Regions from separate parts of the Homo sapiens genome. Here regions 2 and 3 are each linked to region 1. The links are chromatin loops, found by intact Hi-C in ENCODE. Cell type or tissue: dorsolateral prefrontal cortex. All regions are shown on one strand.

Region 1 (2,500 bases):
TGGGCCACACATAAAATAGCTAACGCTAACGATAGCCAATGAGCTAAAAAAAATTGCAAAAAAATCTCATAATGTTTTGAATTTGTGTTATCTCATAGGTTTATGAATTTGTGTTGGGCTGCATTCAAAGCCGTCCTGGGCCGCGGGTTGGACAAGCTTGTATTAAAGCATCATACAGCTTATGCAAGCTCAAATTATATTCTAATGTGGGCTTCAAAACCACCTTATCTGGTAAATGCAATGACTAAGACAAGAAACTCTCACGAAAGTCTTATTTCTTTTGTTGAATGAATGAATGATGAGTACTTTTGCAAAATTCCAGGAGAATTTCCAAAAAGGGATGTGAATAGGAAGTAAAGCAATTGCTGTTTTCCTATACTCAAGGCAAGCCCCAGCTGAGTGTTATTCCCTGATGACCCTTCCAGCTGTTACTACTGATTTGGGCGGAGACTTTTACTGGCTTCCTGATAACAAAGCCCTCATAGGAGGGAATCTCTCAACAGCAGAAGGCTGTGGCTACTGGAACGCTGAGTTCTCTCAGACACATTGAAAAAGTATTGTCTTGCTACAGTGAAGCCTTACCGTCATGGAATACACTAGACCGGTAAGATGGAGTTTATGCTAGCCAGGTCTGAATGGTACAGTACTAAAGAACAGCAAATTCATTAGGTAAAAAGGGAGAATGTCTACCTTTTTTGGATAAAAAGCATTTAAAAAATCTTATTATTTCAAAAGGGAACATGCTGTTTGTTCTTCAACGAGGTTATTCTTTAGTGTCATACCGTCTGCTAGGTTAGGTCTATACCAGGCAATACATCTTAGATTTTTGACCCACAAATGCCATATTCTTGCCGCTACAATTATCTACCGTGTCTAAAGGAAGTAGGTTTATGGTAAGCACCAATTTAAATAAAAATGAAAAATACAGCAGGCCTGAAGATATTCTGTTTTTTTTCTGTTAGTGCTGCTACCATATTCTGCGTTGGATGTGAGTTCTCAAGTTCTGGTCCATGGGGAATGGGCAAGTGAAGATGAGAATTGCAAAAAACTATACTCCGACCAATAGGCAAGTTTGGTGAATTCATTGTTTTGCCATCCTGAAAATAGTAGCCATGAAGGCTTTCATATCTGCCACCACTAGATGTCACTAGATATCAAGCTTCTTAGAACAACTGCGTTACAGGCTTGAACAACTGCTCCCCTCATTCTATTAATACAGTATTTTAAAACTGTATCTGTACTGTATACATTTTCCACATTGAATCTTGTGCATTTAATGTGACATTCATTCCTAGGAACCGAGCTTCATTCTGACCATAAGGCAGCTTACTTTTTGGATAGGAATAACTCCTCTAGCCTCTCCTTTATATGGCAAGTGAATTCAGATTTCCTTTGCTGTTAAAATATCCTGGTAAAGATGTGCATGATTCTGTTTTCACGTTGGCAAAATACTTGTCCTCTGATGGGTTTTGGCTGACTCAGTGCAACGTGACAAAAGTAGAAGCTTGATTGCCTTGCTTATGATTTAGGCTCCTCAGACAGTGTGATGCTTTCATAGAGGTCATTTTAGCCATCTGGGGCCTTCAGACAGGGCCACCATGTAAACCATCTGGGACGGGTGAAGAGCCTGTACTGGTTTAGAGACCTCTATAGAAAAGGTCTTTGCTAAAACAAAACCCTTTTCTTTGAAGCCCCTTAATCCCTTTATCTTTCTGCAGGCTTTCTTGTCATATTTTCTATGACAGCTCTCAGGGGACCAAAGCCAGCAGAATTTTCTCTGCCTTGGGAATATCTATCTCCATCAGTAATTCAGACAGTAGGAAGGAGAACTTGTCGTGTGTTCCCAAAGGGGCCCTTCAATTGTGCATTTGATGTTGACAACTTTCTTTGTCATGAAGAATGGAATTCAGGGCTGTGAGGATCCACAGTCTAATGCTAAAACTTTGGAGCTATATGAGGCTTCACAATTTCCAGAGCCCTTTCACATCTACCACCTCACTTTATTCTCACAACAATCTATTAAGGGAGGCAGGGTGGGTATTTTTATTTCCATTTCACAGGAGAGGAAACAGCAGCTCAGAGAAGTTAAATGGCTTGCCTAAGGGTCCCTCAGCTACAAAAGGTGGTGTCATGACCCCCCCTTGCATCTCCAGGCTCCCGGGCCTTGAGACCTCCCTCCCGCCATGACACCAAGCTGCTTCCTGTGGTGGAATTGTTAAGGGCCACAAGAAGTGGGCCTCTAGCAAGACTGCTTCCTCAAAGCTGGCAAAGGATCAGAAATCTGGGGTGGGAGAATTCAGAGCAAGAGCAGAGGAGTCCCTGGTCTCTCTGCTGCCAACTGCGCACCTTCTCAAGGTATCCAACCAAGGCAGACTAAATGATTCGGATAATTGCTTGAATGGCACTGCTTGCTGAAACTGTTATTTAAAAGATGTGAAAAAGATGGAAAGTACAGAGGAAGCCTATACAAATACCTCAACAATTGCAAGGCATTTTGGGT
Region 2 (2,500 bases), 570 kb before region 1:
TATTTCTGTGAAGAATGTCATTGGTATTTTGATAGGGATTGCATTCAATCTGTAGATCACTTTGTGAAATTTTTTTTTCAAAAACATAATCATAATACCATTGTCACACGTAAAAATAATTAACACTTATTTTTGACTGAACCAGTCTTAACAAGAAGCATACTAGCTATTAGCCAGGCCTCAGATGAGAGGATCTAGGCATCATCATTCACACAACAAAATATTTATGTGTAAATGACACACACTAACAAGCCTAAGTATTAAATAATGTACTGAAAGAGGAGAGTCTCTCTCCTGAGTAATTTACTAAGGACTTCAATTGTGAAAAGTATGCCCCAAACACCAATTAAGTGTGCCAAAAGCAATTTATTCATGTTTCTAGAGAAAAATAAAAGGGGAATATCTGAGTTGTGGTTTTCCATGTATGTGGATAGTCGCATTAGTAATGAATCAAGGAACACTTTATTTCATTTGTGAAGCAGCACTTGATTTTATATGCTCTGTGGTCTCAGTTGGCTTTACATAAGCCAGGGATAGGATTTAAGAAAAGAAATCTCTTCAAGTTCATGTATAATCAATTTATTTAGAACCTATAATCATTAAGTTAGCTGTGTCATATACAAAATTAGAAGAAAATTAACCAATTATCTTTTGTTACTTATTTTTTAGAACCTGAGATTTTTGTTCAACTTTGTAATGTGAACCTTTTCTGAAAGCTCTATTTGTCAGTGGCAGAAATATTACAAATATTTCTAGCATCATACAGTTTTTCATATGCCCTTAAGTAGTTTCTAACATTTTAACATTTTTATTCATATCTCTTAAAAAAGAAAATTTTGAAGAGTTCCTTTTCATTTATTTACAATGAAATTTGGAAACAAAAACTTATTACATTACAAAATCTAAAATAAAGTTACCTTTTTTAAAAAAATGGATCATAAACATTTTGTAAAAAGAGTTGAAAATAATCATTGTTCTTAAGTCTTACTGCTAGAGGAAGTTGTACACATTAAGGATGTATGTGGCACTGTTTCCAAAATAAATGTATATTTATGCTACATAAGACCAAGATTAGACCATTGAAGTTGTAATGATCATTCTAGTTCTCAAATTCAAATGCAATTTTTTTCAATACAAAAAAGAGACTGTACAATGAAGGAAAACTCATAATGCTTTTGACTTTACCAGATGCTAGAGGCTACTCAAAATAAAGGCCAGAATGTCTCCATATTTAGCGTAGTTCTTCTCTATACTCAACATACTTGTAGCTGAGTTCATGGTGTACATTTTTCGTGAATGGTTGTTTATAGGATGTTTATATATTATCTTGGCAAGATAACTTTGAAAGCCCACTGTTTTCCTAGCATTTTTCTATGGTTGCTAAACAATTTCTGCCCAATCTAAAAAATTACTTTCCTATACCAGCAGGTGGAGGCAAGAGCAGTCGAATTGTAGCACTTTGCTTTTCAAGTGTACTGGCATGTATTGTAGATTATCTATCCATGACTCAAAGTCTCTTTATGACGTGTCTCTCACATAATTACTTTTCTTCAACAACTCTGTTGTTGTTTTAGCATCTTCTTTTGATTGCTTTATTATTTGCTTTATTTACTTGGTGTCTGGGACTGAACTTAGTGGTCATTTTAGGACAGACTAATTTAGATTTTCATCACTTTCCTATACTCATTGATTGAACAGTTAAAACATATATGTTATATGCTGAACACATTCTTCCACATTTGCCAAGAAATACAAAAATGACTAAGACATGGACCACATTCCCAAAGAGCTTACATTCTAGTAGAATTACAAGGAAAAATGTCTTCAATTCCTCTCCTGACTTGGGGAAGCAGATCAGTCAGCCTTGCTGGTATAGCTATGGCTAGCATTGGGTAGTAATAAAGCTCAGTATTCACGTGGATTTTAATTCCATCAACAAATATTTACTAAGCACCAGGGACTACATTGGGGATTAATTTATAAACATAGGCTTTTTGTCTTACAGATAAAAAAGGCCAAAACAATCTTCAAAAGAAGTATCATTTATTTTTAAACTTCTTAATACAGATTATATAGAACAAATAGTTAACCGACATATAGATCCTGATGCATTGCATTTAAGGAACTTTCAGTTAGAAGTAACTGTGTGTAACATTTTCTAGAATATACTTAGAAAACTTTCCACAAATCCTGGTTGAAATAAAATAAAAGTATGTTACTCTACATCAATTCCATTAGCTGTTTATTTGTAGCCAATAATGATAAAAAATATATACAAACAGTATGAAAGAGGAGAACTGAGTTCTAAGGTTATGTCTGTATGTGCAGAATGAGAGATGGAGAAGAAACTCATAGTTATGGAAAACAGAAAAGAATGGCCCCAGAATTTCTTGCAAGACTTAGCAGCCACCAATATTCAGAACTGTCTTTAAGCCCCAACCTGTCCATCATCTTAATACATTGTGCATCAGAAATTTCCAACCCAATTAAACCATTTTTG
Region 3 (2,500 bases), 140 kb before region 1:
ATCGTAAATTAAGTTTTGATATTCTAACAATTTTTTTTCTTTAGGAGTAGATCCCATAATAGATCACGTTCAAGACAGAAAGACAGACGTAGATCTAAGAGCCCACATAAAAAACGCTCTAAATCAAGGGAGAGACGGAAGTCAAGGAGTCGTTCGCATTCACGGTGAGTTTTAGAGAAATTAACAATAATTTTTTTTTCCTCAGAGTTCTGTTAGTGCTAAGGGATAATATTTTAATTGGCTTCATTTGTTAAAAATCTGTTGTGGTTTAGGTTTTTAATGAGAGAAATTAAACCTTTTTTATTGTTTTAGTAATCTAGGATTAATATTGATTGCCAGTGATCTGAATCTGATGTCAGTGTGACTCATGAGGTTTCCAAACTACTCAGTTCAGCTTGCGTAGTATGAATAGCTTTGTTTAGCAGCTTCTTGTACACCTGAGCTATATAAAAATGTATATGTAAATGTCTGTAGGTACTATAAATTGTCTTGTGTTGGTAATTGTTGAAGAGAGAGAGGTCTTTTTGGAGGAGGTAGAACTATTTTAGTTATGAATTTATTTATTTTTGTTTTTAAAGGGACAAGAGAAAAGACACTCGAGAAAAGATCAAGGAAAAGGAAAGAGTGAAAGAGAAAGACAGGGAAAAGGAGAGAGAGAGGGAAAAGGAACGTGAAAAAGAAAAGGAACGGGGTAAAAACAAAGACCGGGACAAGGAACGGGAAAAGGACCGGGAAAAAGACAAGGAAAAGGACAGAGAGAGAGAACGGGAAAAAGAGCATGAGAAGGATCGAGACAAAGAGAAGGAAAAGGAACAGGACAAAGAAAAGGAACGAGAAAAAGACAGATCCAAAGAGATAGATGAAAAAAGAAAGAAGGATAAAAAATCCAGAACACCACCCAGGAGTTACAATGCATCGCGAAGATCTCGTAGTTCCAGCAGGTTTGATAATGCTTAAAATTTTTACAAAGGGATTTGCTGATGACAATTGGAAACAAAATTTTTTACGGAGGGAGAAAAGGTTACTGTACGCAAGTGGAACCTGTAAAGTAATATAAGAACATTTTCTCCTAATTTCAGAGTAAACATTTCTCTAGCAGAGTGGGGAAAGAGATGATACTGGGCAACATTATTTGAAGAGTTTTAGCTATTCTTTGTAACCACTATTTTAATAGAATAATAATAATTGTTATTTTCTTAGAGGGTGGGATGGCAGGGAAAGGTACTTTTTTTAAAAAGCACATTAAGAATTTGCGTCTTAGGCTTTTTCCTGAACTTTTTTTGAATGGTGTGATTAATTTTAATATGTAAAATGATTGCTGAAGTTGCAGTGTTAGCCCTCTTTGTCACCTAAGTTAATTTTTATCCTTATTTTGTTAAGTGCATAACATTTAAATTTTGGTCGTGTTTTATTTTGTCAGTTTTAAGGGTTAGAGTTTTTCCTTAGGACCGTGATTTCAGTTTATTAATAGCTTTACTACCACCAGGTGGCAGCAAGTTGCCATAGTAACAGCTGTACAATGAGAACAACTTTTGAGATTTAAGATTATCTAAACCCACATCCTTTACTTCAGATGATACCATGACTGTAAATGGAAGTTCCTAACTTATACTACACTATCTTAAAAATACTAAATATATATATTAGCAAATTTTTGAAGATTTTTAAAGATGGTTTTTTAATAGAAAATAATTTGAGATAAAGGAATATATGTTTCCCATTTTTAAAACTTGTGCTTTAGTAGTTTATTTTTAATACCAGCCTTTGACTAGATAATAAAAGATAATCGTAGACATTTATTGTGCACTTTACTGTATGCCAGACATGATGTCAGTAGACTTTTTCATGTCTCACCTTATTTAATCCTCACAACAGGCCTGGGAGAAGATTATTATCATCACTGTTTTAAAACATGAGGAAGCTGACGCTCTGTATGAGAAGTATAGTAGCCCTTTTCCTTTATTTTAGAGATTAAGTTTGAGAATTCTCTAGTACTTGTACTTACTTTTAAAAACTACCTCAGAAGCATAAAGTTGAAAGCAGTAGTATATGTTAAAACAAGGCTCAAAATAAACAGATCACTGCTGGATTTCAGCACATTGAACCACAGATTGAAGAATTAATGTAACCTCCTTTGCTGTGGGTACTGGTTTGAGCCTTGTAACCACACCTTTACTGCAAAGTGATTTTATTGATTCTGTGTCACACATGCCTTTGTGTTTCTGTGATTGTTTAGACATTACCTTTCACAGCACCAAATACTATTTTCATTCCTTTTTAATAACGAATTTACTTTTTTTGATGACATGGGAATGTTTAACTTTTTCTCGGGCCATTTTAAGTTGTTTGGTGTAGAGGAAAGTTCAAGTGTTCACATTCATTCCTAAATATATATGTATATATTTTTTGAAACAGAGTCTTGCTCATCGCCCAGGCTGGAGTGCAGTGTCATGATCTTGACCCACTGCAACCTCCCCCTCCTCGGTTCACGTGATTCTTG

Evidence for each region. Hi-C counts contacts between places; a loop is a spot of excess contacts. Peaks named below come from ENCODE experiments on the same cell type or tissue, not always from the same donor. Only the 100,000 strongest peaks of a DNase experiment are listed, where the experiment ranks them.
Region 2: a loop joins it to region 1, with 4 times the contacts of the local background. A loop is called at or near these places in 3 of 110 quality-filtered maps.
Region 3: it touches region 1 in a loop (4-fold over the local background); 18 of 110 quality-filtered maps call a loop at or near these places.

Annotation. Positions count from the first base shown.
Region 1 is chr5:66,306,710-66,309,209 of GRCh38, forward strand. The region is part of intron 1 of LOC124900988 (a long non-coding RNA gene); the gene reads left to right. Among named protein-coding and RNA genes, the nearest start is that of LINC02065, 99 kb to the left of the region's middle. In dorsolateral prefrontal cortex, CTCF peaks have their summits at 69, 1,138 (motif pointing right) and 1,338; no DNase peak of the experiment used is centred here; H3K27ac peaks cover 1,207 bases.
Region 2 is chr5:65,741,291-65,743,790 of GRCh38, forward strand. The region is part of intron 1 of NLN (neurolysin); the gene reads left to right. Among named protein-coding and RNA genes, the nearest start is that of NLN, 20 kb to the left of the region's middle. In dorsolateral prefrontal cortex, CTCF peaks have their summits at 1,416 (motif pointing right) and 1,619; no DNase peak of the experiment used is centred here.
Region 3 is chr5:66,170,007-66,172,506 of GRCh38, forward strand. SREK1 (splicing regulatory glutamic acid and lysine rich protein 1) reads left to right here. Exons shown (of 12, transcript NM_001077199.3): 8 at 45-164; 9 at 579-941. Among named protein-coding and RNA genes, the nearest start is that of SREK1, 27 kb to the left of the region's middle. In dorsolateral prefrontal cortex, a CTCF peak has its summit at 1,484 (motif pointing right); a DNase peak (open chromatin) is centred at 1,494; H3K27ac peaks cover 175 bases.